2 separate regions of the Homo sapiens genome follow, and region 1 is linked to region 2. Evidence: read pairs that join two places in POLR2A ChIA-PET (ENCODE). Cell type or tissue: CD4-positive, alpha-beta T cell. All regions are shown on one strand. Links, peaks and the distances in the headings refer to the core of each region. The heading gives the core; the rest is flanking DNA.

Region 1 (4,395 bases), core at 219-4,218, 63 kb after region 2:
TTTGGGGACGTTATGCTAAGTGAAGCCACTCACAAAAAGACAAATACTATATGAGTCTATTTTAATAGACACAAACTAGAATGGGGCTGGGCGCGGTGGCTCATGCCCGTAATCTCAGCACTTTGGGAGGCCGAGGCAGGTGGATCACCTGAGGTCAAGAGTTCGAGACCAGCCATGCCAACATGGCGAAACCCCGTCTCTACTAAAAGTACAAAAATTAGCCGGGCGTGGTAGCGGGCATCTATAATCCCAGCTACTTGGGAGGCTGAGGCAGGAGAATCGCTTGAACCTGGGAGGTGGAGGTTGCAGTGAGCCGAGATCGCACCACTGCACTCCAGCCTGGATGACAAGAGTGAGACTCCGTCTCAAAAAAGAAAGAAAAAGAAAACTAGAATGGGAGGCTGGGCACGGTGGCTCACGCCTGTAATTCCAGCACTTTGGGAGGCTGAGGCAGGTGGATCACCTGAGATCAGGAGTTCGAGACCAGCTTGACCAACATGGTGAAACCCCATTTCTACTAAATACAAAAAATTAGGGGGCATGGTGGTGCCCGCCTGTAATCCCACCTAGTCGGGAGGCTGAGGCAGGAGAATCGCTTGACCCCAAGAGACAGAGGTTGCAGTGAGCCGAAATCATGCCATTGCACTCCAGCCTGGGCAACAAGAGCAAGACTCCATCTCAAACAAAAAAACTAGAATGGTGTTTGCCAGGTGCTGAAGGGAAGGGGAAAGGGGGCTTTATTGTTTAATGGGTATAAATTTCCGTTTTACAAATGAAGTTCATGGAGATGGAAGGTGGTAATAGTTTCACATTTTGACTGTATTTAATACCATACCACCGAACTGTACAATTAAAAACTGTTAAGATGAATTTTGTTATGTGTATTTTACTACAATCTAAAAAATTATGAACAGTAAAAAGATCAGTATTGCTTGGGGTTACAGGGAAGGGAGGGATGAATAGGTGGAGCAGAAAGACTTTAGGGCAAGGGAAATATTCTACCACACTACAATGGTGGGAATATGTAATTATACATTTGTCCAAACCCAGAGCATGTGCAGCACCAAGAGTGAACCCTAATGTAAACTATGCACTTTGGGTGACAATGATATGTTAACAGTTTCATCGATTTTAACAAATGTACCACTCTGGTAGGTACTATCTCATGACATATAGGATAGGATAGTGGGGGAGGCTGTACGTATGTGGGGCAGGGGACATATTGAAACTCTCTATACTACTTTTTGCTCAATTTTGCTGTGAACATAAAACTACACTAAAAAAAAAAAAAGCCTATTTTTAAAACTGCAAAGGAAAGAACTAAGTAAGGCAAACATGATATGCTAGCTTTTCCTCTGAACGTCCTGGCTTCCTTTAAATTTATATCATAATCTAGACATCATTTTCTGTCCTGCAAATTGGCCCAATCAGAACTACATATGAGCCAACATGTGCACATCCCATTCAATTTTCCCCTTTGAAGTTGTACCTGAACTCAAATAATGGAAGTCATTAAGTCCTTCAGGCAGAATCAGCCAATGATTCAGAAAGTCTCAAACTATTTTTACTCTCATGCTCAAGGATAAATTCAAATTATCCTAATTATATTAAAACCAAAATAAAAGCTTTATTTTAAAAGTCTTATTTAAAATTCAAATCTAAAAAAAGCCTTAAAATTTTCTATTTTGACTCAGCAGTAGATATAGCATCTCTGTTCAAGCAGATGATTCTTTTTCTCTGCATGCTTATTAAAAGCCTATTGTTAAATGTGAAATCTTCACTCAGTCACAGCAGGATGGGCTCTGCTGTGGTTAAAAACAAAAAAGCACAACCAAATCTCAGTGGCTTAACATAATTAAAAGCTTATTTTTTGATCATACAAAGCCCACTGTGGATCCAGCTGACCTACACAGACTCAAGATCAAAGCCACTTTCATCTTGTGGCTGCACCATTTCAGCTGAGGCCTCCTGCACAGTGCTGTGGCAGAGGAAAAGGGTTTGTCATGAGATAGTCTGATAGTGACACACACTACTTCCACCCATGTTTAACTGGTCAGAACTAGCCATCGCCTACCTACAAGAGGGCTGGGAAGTGTAGTTTTCTTTATGCTAGGAAGGAAAGTAGTACAGACATTGCATTTCTGCAAAGGATTGAAATATAATCCATATCTGATGATCTATTCTGGCATAGATTTTGGAGAAGCTAGAGAGAAAAACAAATAGTTAACTAGTCAAACTGGTGATTTCAAATATGCCAGCTTCAGTGAGTCTGACAAATGACAGATGAGTGATAGTGGTAAATCTGTAATTCTAAAACTGCTATAGCCAGACATATAGTGTAGGTTAAAATGAAAACCATGTAGATACCCAAGCAAGCAGTCATTAAGGTGTGGAAGCTTACAATTTGCAAGCACACCTCACATCAGCAAAGATGCGGCAGTAGAGAGGTATATAGGTGCAGTCGATTCTATCAGAGAAGAGTTTCATGTCTTCTCAAATAGTCATAGGTACTTGTTGAGCCCCCAGTGTGCTGTATATGAGACAACTTTAGGCTGGAAAGTGATTAAGAGAATGCATAGCTGACCTCTTCACCCACAAATAAAAGTGATTTAAAGAATGAAAAACTAGAGGCCGTGCGCGTTGGCTCACGCCTGTAATTCCAGCACCTTGGGAGGCCGAGGTGGGCTGATCATGAGGTCAGGAGATCGAAACCATCCTGGCTAACACGGTGAAACCCGGTCTCTACTAAAAATACAAAAAAATTAGCCGGGTGTGGTGGCAGGCGCCTGTAGTCCCAGCTACTCGGGAGGCTGAGGCAGGAGAATGGCGTGAACCCAGGAGGCAGAGCTTGCAGTGAGCCGAGATAGTGCCCCTGCACTCCAGCCTGGGCCACAGAGCAAGACTCTGTCACAAAAAAAAAAAAAAAAAAAAGAATGAAAAACAATCTCTGTACATCAGAACTAGAAAAAAATTAATTCCTCCCTTCACTTTTCCCTATCCCACCTCCACCAAAGTTAAATAAGTTGACCTGCTGAATTAGGTTAAAATTGATTATCATGCTTATCAAGTATGATTTTAATTTCAGTAAAATTGATACTGAGCTCTACTGTTGATAACTGACCAGCTCTATTGGTAATTCCAACCTGCGTTACTCAAGATTATTTATAGCCCCAAAGAGCAAAACCACATTTGCTACAACACCAATTATTAAAATGTGTCAGGTGCACATTCAATTATATTATAACATGATTCTCTTATTTAAAAAAAAAATAAGAAAATGCAGCAAGAATAATTTGACAGTTTTGGGAACTATCCACATAAAGGAATGGATGAGGCAAGATAATGTACAATACCACAAAACCTATGCTAAATTCAATATTTATCTGAAAGTTAAAGAAAAGCAAACAAACATATACAAAGGACATTTCATTTTTAATCACTCAAAAATGAAAAAGGTTTGGACAATGTCAAATTCCACTCACCATAATGCTATAGTTATACATTAAATATAATTACTATCTATACATATGCAAAAATATAAAGTTCTATTTCATACAATAAAACCCTTTATAGAAACCATTTTAAAATTAAGCAGAACTTCTCAACATTAATATGTGAGGTCTAAGTCCTTCTAAAGGTTTCTTTAAAGGTTTTTAAACAAAATGCTAAACCTAAAAACATTGTCCTGTCAGTTCCCAAATTAAATCTACTTAGAACAAAAACAAAAATTTATAGCTCGGTCACATACTACTTAAATAATATTGTTCAGGCATCTCTAAAATCCTCCATGTTTTCAAGTATGGAAATAGAACTCAAATATTCCACAATACAGTACTAAACAGATGGAGTATTTAGGAAAGACTTTGTTGTCATATGGCACAATATTAATATTTTGTTGCTTCAATACATTTTGAAATAAATATCAGATTTTTGTTTTTTTTTCCTAAAAGACCAAAATTATAATCTACATTAAGATAATTCTGACTGTGGTTAAGACTTAAGAGTGTAAAATACAACATCAATATTTTATCACAAAAGTAAAGCTGGTAACAAATTATAAAAGGAGCCAGTACTCTACTGAGACAGGCTCAGAGATTAAAGCTCATCATGATAGAAATAGTCATCATGGAGCTGTCTGCCATAATCTGTGGCTTCACTGGTGAGAAACAAGTCCGGGTTTTCCAGAATCTCTTCTTCAGAGAGCTTTTTGTCACCATTCAAATCCATTTCATCAATTAGATGAAGCGCCTTCAAAATAAAACAAAAAAGTGTCAAGTGTAATAAGTATTTTCAGCAAGATGTTCACAATTTAATGTGATTTGACTTGTCAAAATCATCCAGGTGTACAAGTACTCATTATTGTTTAAGTATCTAAAAATGTTACACGTTGTAACC
Region 2 (4,395 bases), core at 88-4,087:
TGTCACAAGGACTGGGATGTTCCGAGGAAGTGCCTGACTCTCCAGGGGCTGCTCACGATGCCTCCCAGCCCTGCACCCCTTCCCCCAGCCCGCGCCCTCCTCCTTCACCCCCACCCCTGCCACTTCCTCGAGGGCATGGGTCTGACTCCGTGCTCTGAGCTGGGACAGTCAGGCTCAGGATGTGTTTAGGAAATGAATGAACCAATCATCCTGTAACTTAATCAGTCATGTGGGTCTGCCACCCAAGACCCAGCATCAGCATCACCCCCAGGGGACCTACCCTAGTTGTCCCCCACTCCTCTTACCTCCATCTCCCCTCATCCTGTCCAACCTCTGTCATCCGAATGCTGCCTGTGGCCCTGCCCTTTGTGAAATCTCTATTTATCAAGTCTACCTGGCACACACTGCACCAAGGGTATCATAGCGTTATCTTCCTGACCACAACACAGATCTCGGGAGGCGAAGATGGGGACAGGAGGCCCAAACAGGGAAAGAGACTGCCCAAAGCCACTCAATGGGTAAAGGGCAGAGTTTGGGATCTGAATGCAGGTCAACCTGTCCCCAAAGCCATATACCTACATCAGCCATTTAGTAGACAGCCCAGGAACCATTTTCTATTTTGGAACATCCAAACATGATTTGAAAAAATAACTCTTGAAAATGATTACTCAAATTATCTCCACCTCAAATCAAAGCTGTATTTTGGGCTATAATTCAGTTACTGTGGATTCACAGAGGCTAGCCTGGGGCCCAGGCTGGGTCAGAGGAGTGCGGCTCTGGGTAACCCATGAACAGCCAGTGGTCACGGCCCAGCCATGTGGCACCCAGGATAACCCGTCCTGGATTAGGGGTGCCAGGTGGGGAGCGGGCACAGTCTCTTCCTCTGGGAGGCTCACTTGAGCCAGATGTGGGACCCAGCCCTCGCCGTCCATGGTGTGTGGCCATCGGCCTCAGGCGGCATCCCAGAACTCCAGGAGGAGGCTCTTGGGAGGAAACATATTCCTGCCTCTGCCTTGAGGCAGTGTGGCCAAGGCCTGGGTGCCCTGTTCTGTCAGGGACAGCCTACTGGCTTCATTCTCTGGTGGGTGTTGGTGTGAGCCACGGCCCAGGCCTGTGAGCCGGCCAGGGCCCTCCACACCCCCACGGCTTGAGTGGAGAAGCACCCTCTGTAACTACCGCCACTTCCCCCTTTTCACGCCCATAACTCTTGGTGGCTGCAGGGGCGAGACCACAGACACCAGGGCCTGAAGCAAGCCACTTTACTTCTCAGGACCTGGTTTCCTCATTGGGAAAGTGGGGGCAGGAGGCTAACCCCCTTTCGGGCCCTGACAGCCCGCCCCTCTAGGGCACAGTCCTGTTAGTGTAGGCCACAGGTCAGAGAGGGTACTCGGGCCTGTTTGAGAGGCTGGGAAGGGTCTGACTGACTAGATGTGGGTTCACACCTCCCGTGACCCTGGCCCTTCTCAGCCTGTTTCCTTCCCTGTGAAAATGGGCCTAATAGTTCTCACCGCCTAGAGGTGACCCGAGAAGCAAGTGAAATCGTGCGCATAGGTGAGAACAGTGGACTCAAGATCAGGGCTCACCACAAGGCAGATACTGGGCTAGGGGTGATGACTACCATTTTATGGATGAGGAAAAGGTAACCCAGAGAGGTTACCCAATCTGCCCAGGGACCTGCCGGGTGCAGCTGGGATATAACCCAGATATCCCAAGCCACGATCTTGGCTGTTAACTTCCCATTACTTTGCCTCTCTGCAAAGCCCCACACTCAGGGCCTGTCACCCAGGGGCAGTTCAGCAAGCAGCAGCTCCCCGAGCCCTCCCCGCCTGCCTGCCACCTCCCCGACCAGAAACACCTTCCCTCAGCTGGGGCCAGGCTGGAAGAAATGAGTCACCTCATCACCTCCCCTCTCGCCCTACACACCTTCCTCCACCAGAGGTTCCATTTAAAGGGGAGCAGAGCCTTTTTCAAATGCTCCCTTGCCTGGCACTCCAGAATACAGCATCTATCAGAGGACAGCTAAGCCTCCAACCTTGGAGGGGGACACCTGGGTTTTGGTCCGAGTTCCTACCTGCTATGTCCAAGAACTGGCACCAAAATCTTCCCTGGGAACCAAGTGGGGGCCGTGGAAGGTAGCCAGGAAGAGCTGCCTGGTAATTCTGTCCATGAGAATAGCCTGACAGGGAGAGAGGAGCCCCTAGGAGAAGCTGAGTGGAGCAGACTATTGGGTGCAACGGGAGAGGTTGGAAGTGGAAGGCTGTAGGGAACGGAGTGGTCAGGGACTCCAGGGGGGCAGGGTCACCAAAAAACCTGCCCAGGTGCCAGGGAGAGAAAGGGCTGACCTGTGTGCATTCACTGTCACCAGTTACAACAGTACCAGGGCAATGAGATGTTTCTCCCCTTTACAGTCACGGCCTGTGCCCCACCACCCCCCCATGGAGACCCCAGAGGCAGCTGGCAGTGCAGTGTGGGTACCCCATGGCAAGGGAGGAAACTGACCCTGTTCTCTTTTCCCCATCAGAGGCTTCCAGTGAAAGTCGGGGAACTGGGGAGCTTTAAATTGAATGAGAGTGAAATTGTGATACTAGCTTGGACTGGATTGGGTTACACCTGAAGATGACTGGGAAAGCTCCAGCATGGGCCACAGGTGGGGAAGCAAGACGTAGCAGCAGCTTTGGAAGGTAGCTGCACGGAGCTGCATGGTGCTGGGGTGCTCTCCTCCCTCACACCAGCAGTGACATCTGCAGCCAGTGTGGCTGACACTGTGGGTTTGCTAGCACCTAGTTTCCTGTTGCTTGTCTTCTGTGGACTGAAAACCTGAGGTAGGAAGGGCTGAGCTCCATGGAGGCAGAGGGGGGTCTTTCAGGTTCCCCACTGGATCCCGGCACCTGGTGCCTACACACAGCTCTGCTCACAGACATGCTGAGTGATGGGCTGGAGAAGCGCCTCAGTGAGGCCTTCAAGAGGACAAGGCCTTATGACGGCTGCTTCCTGAGGTGCCCCATGGAGGGGACCAGATCATTTGCTTGCAGATTCAATGACCCATTACCCAGCACCTTTAAAGAAGCCAGTCACACTGGTCCCCTCTACTTCTTACAACAGTCCTCTGAGACAGGAATTATCATCCCCATTGTATAGATACGGAAACAGAGGCACAGGGATGCTAAGTCAATGGGTAGCAACCAGGCTCCTTCCACCGCCCTACAGTCAGTACCCCACAGTGGGACTCCTCTCCACCATTACTGGTTGGCAAAGTGAGGCAGGCAAAGGACCAAACACTCAGGTACAACTTGATGGATGGATGGATGGATGAATGGATGGATGGAAGGATGGATGGATGGGTGGGTGGATGGATGGGTGGATGGGTAGATGGGTGGGTGGATGGATGGGTGGATGGGTAGATGGGTGGGTGGATGGATGGGTGGATGGGTAGATGGGTGGGTGGGTGGATGGATGGATGGGTGGATAGGTGGGTGGGTGGATGGGTGGACTGGTGGACAGGTGGACAAATGGAGGGATGGGTGAGTGGGTGGATGCATGGATGGGTAGATGGGTGGGTGGATGGGTGGATGAGTGGATGGGTAGGTAGATGGATGAGTGGGTGGATGGATGGATGGACAGATGGGTGGACGGATGGATGGATGGACAGGTGGATGGGTGAATGGGTGGGTGGGTGGGTGGGTGGATGGATGGATGGATGGATGGATGGATGGATGGATGGATGGATGGCCAGAGCCCTCAGTAAACAAGGCGGTTGCTTACCCAGAGTATTTGGGAGGAGGTGATAGGGAGGGAAGGGAGAGTTCCAAGCCAAAGCTGTGAGGGAATGGCCTAGGAAAAGTCTCACCTGGAGATCTCTGTGGGGCCATCAGAAGCAGAGGGAGCACTAGTGGCTGGCATTTCCCAGCCCAAGCCAGGACTCATGGGGGCAGAGACAGGGAGGCCAACTCCAGGACAATGCAAGGAAAGGCTTCCCAGGAGCCTGAATGGCTGTAGGTATGGAAAGAGGGTGGGGGGCTTTGACAGGTGAGGAGCGCCCATCACTACAGTCTGTAAGCAGGTCTGGTTCCACAGAGAGGACTCAAGCCTCAGATGGCCTGTTAAACTAGGGACTTGGTGTCTAGGGGTCCCCTGACTCAAGTACTGCTGCGATCCATGTATAAGCAAATAAATATGGGATGAAGATGACTTACAGCTGTCTGAGATGGCCCAGGGTAAGTGTTGAAGACAGAGGGCCAAGAAGGCAAAGACAGACTTTTAGTTTTTAGAGAACAAATGTGCATTAATGTCAGATGAGCGACTCTTTGTTCACCTGGGCTGACAGGACCTTGAGATTAGAAATGAGTTTCCAGAGTGCCACAGTTCTCCTCCGAGTCCCAGTCTGATGGCCTCTGC

The links. Peaks named below come from ENCODE experiments on the same cell type or tissue, not always from the same donor. Only the 100,000 strongest peaks of a DNase experiment are listed, where the experiment ranks them.
Region 1: POLR2A ChIA-PET joins it to region 2 with 6 read pairs; 6 of 35 experiments call an interaction of 5 or more read pairs at or near these places.

What each region holds. Positions count from the first base shown.
Region 1 is chr15:76,948,923-76,953,317 of GRCh38, reverse strand. RCN2 (reticulocalbin 2) reads right to left here. Exons shown (of 7, transcript NM_002902.3): 7 at 1-4,248. The coding sequence ends at 4,096. Among named protein-coding and RNA genes, the nearest start is that of RCN2, 19 kb to the right of the region's middle. In CD4-positive, alpha-beta T cell, for the core only: no CTCF peak of the experiment used is centred there; no DNase peak of the experiment used is centred there.
Region 2 is chr15:77,011,447-77,015,841 of GRCh38, reverse strand. All of the region lies in intron 1 of PSTPIP1 (proline-serine-threonine phosphatase interacting protein 1), which reads right to left. Among named protein-coding and RNA genes, the nearest start is that of PSTPIP1, 19 kb to the right of the region's middle. RefSeq lists enhancers at 1,026-1,095, 1,053-1,553. In CD4-positive, alpha-beta T cell, for the core only: no CTCF peak of the experiment used is centred there; DNase peaks (open chromatin) are centred at 1,201, 1,871 and 2,751; H3K4me3 peaks cover 1,584 bases; H3K27ac peaks cover 3,792 bases.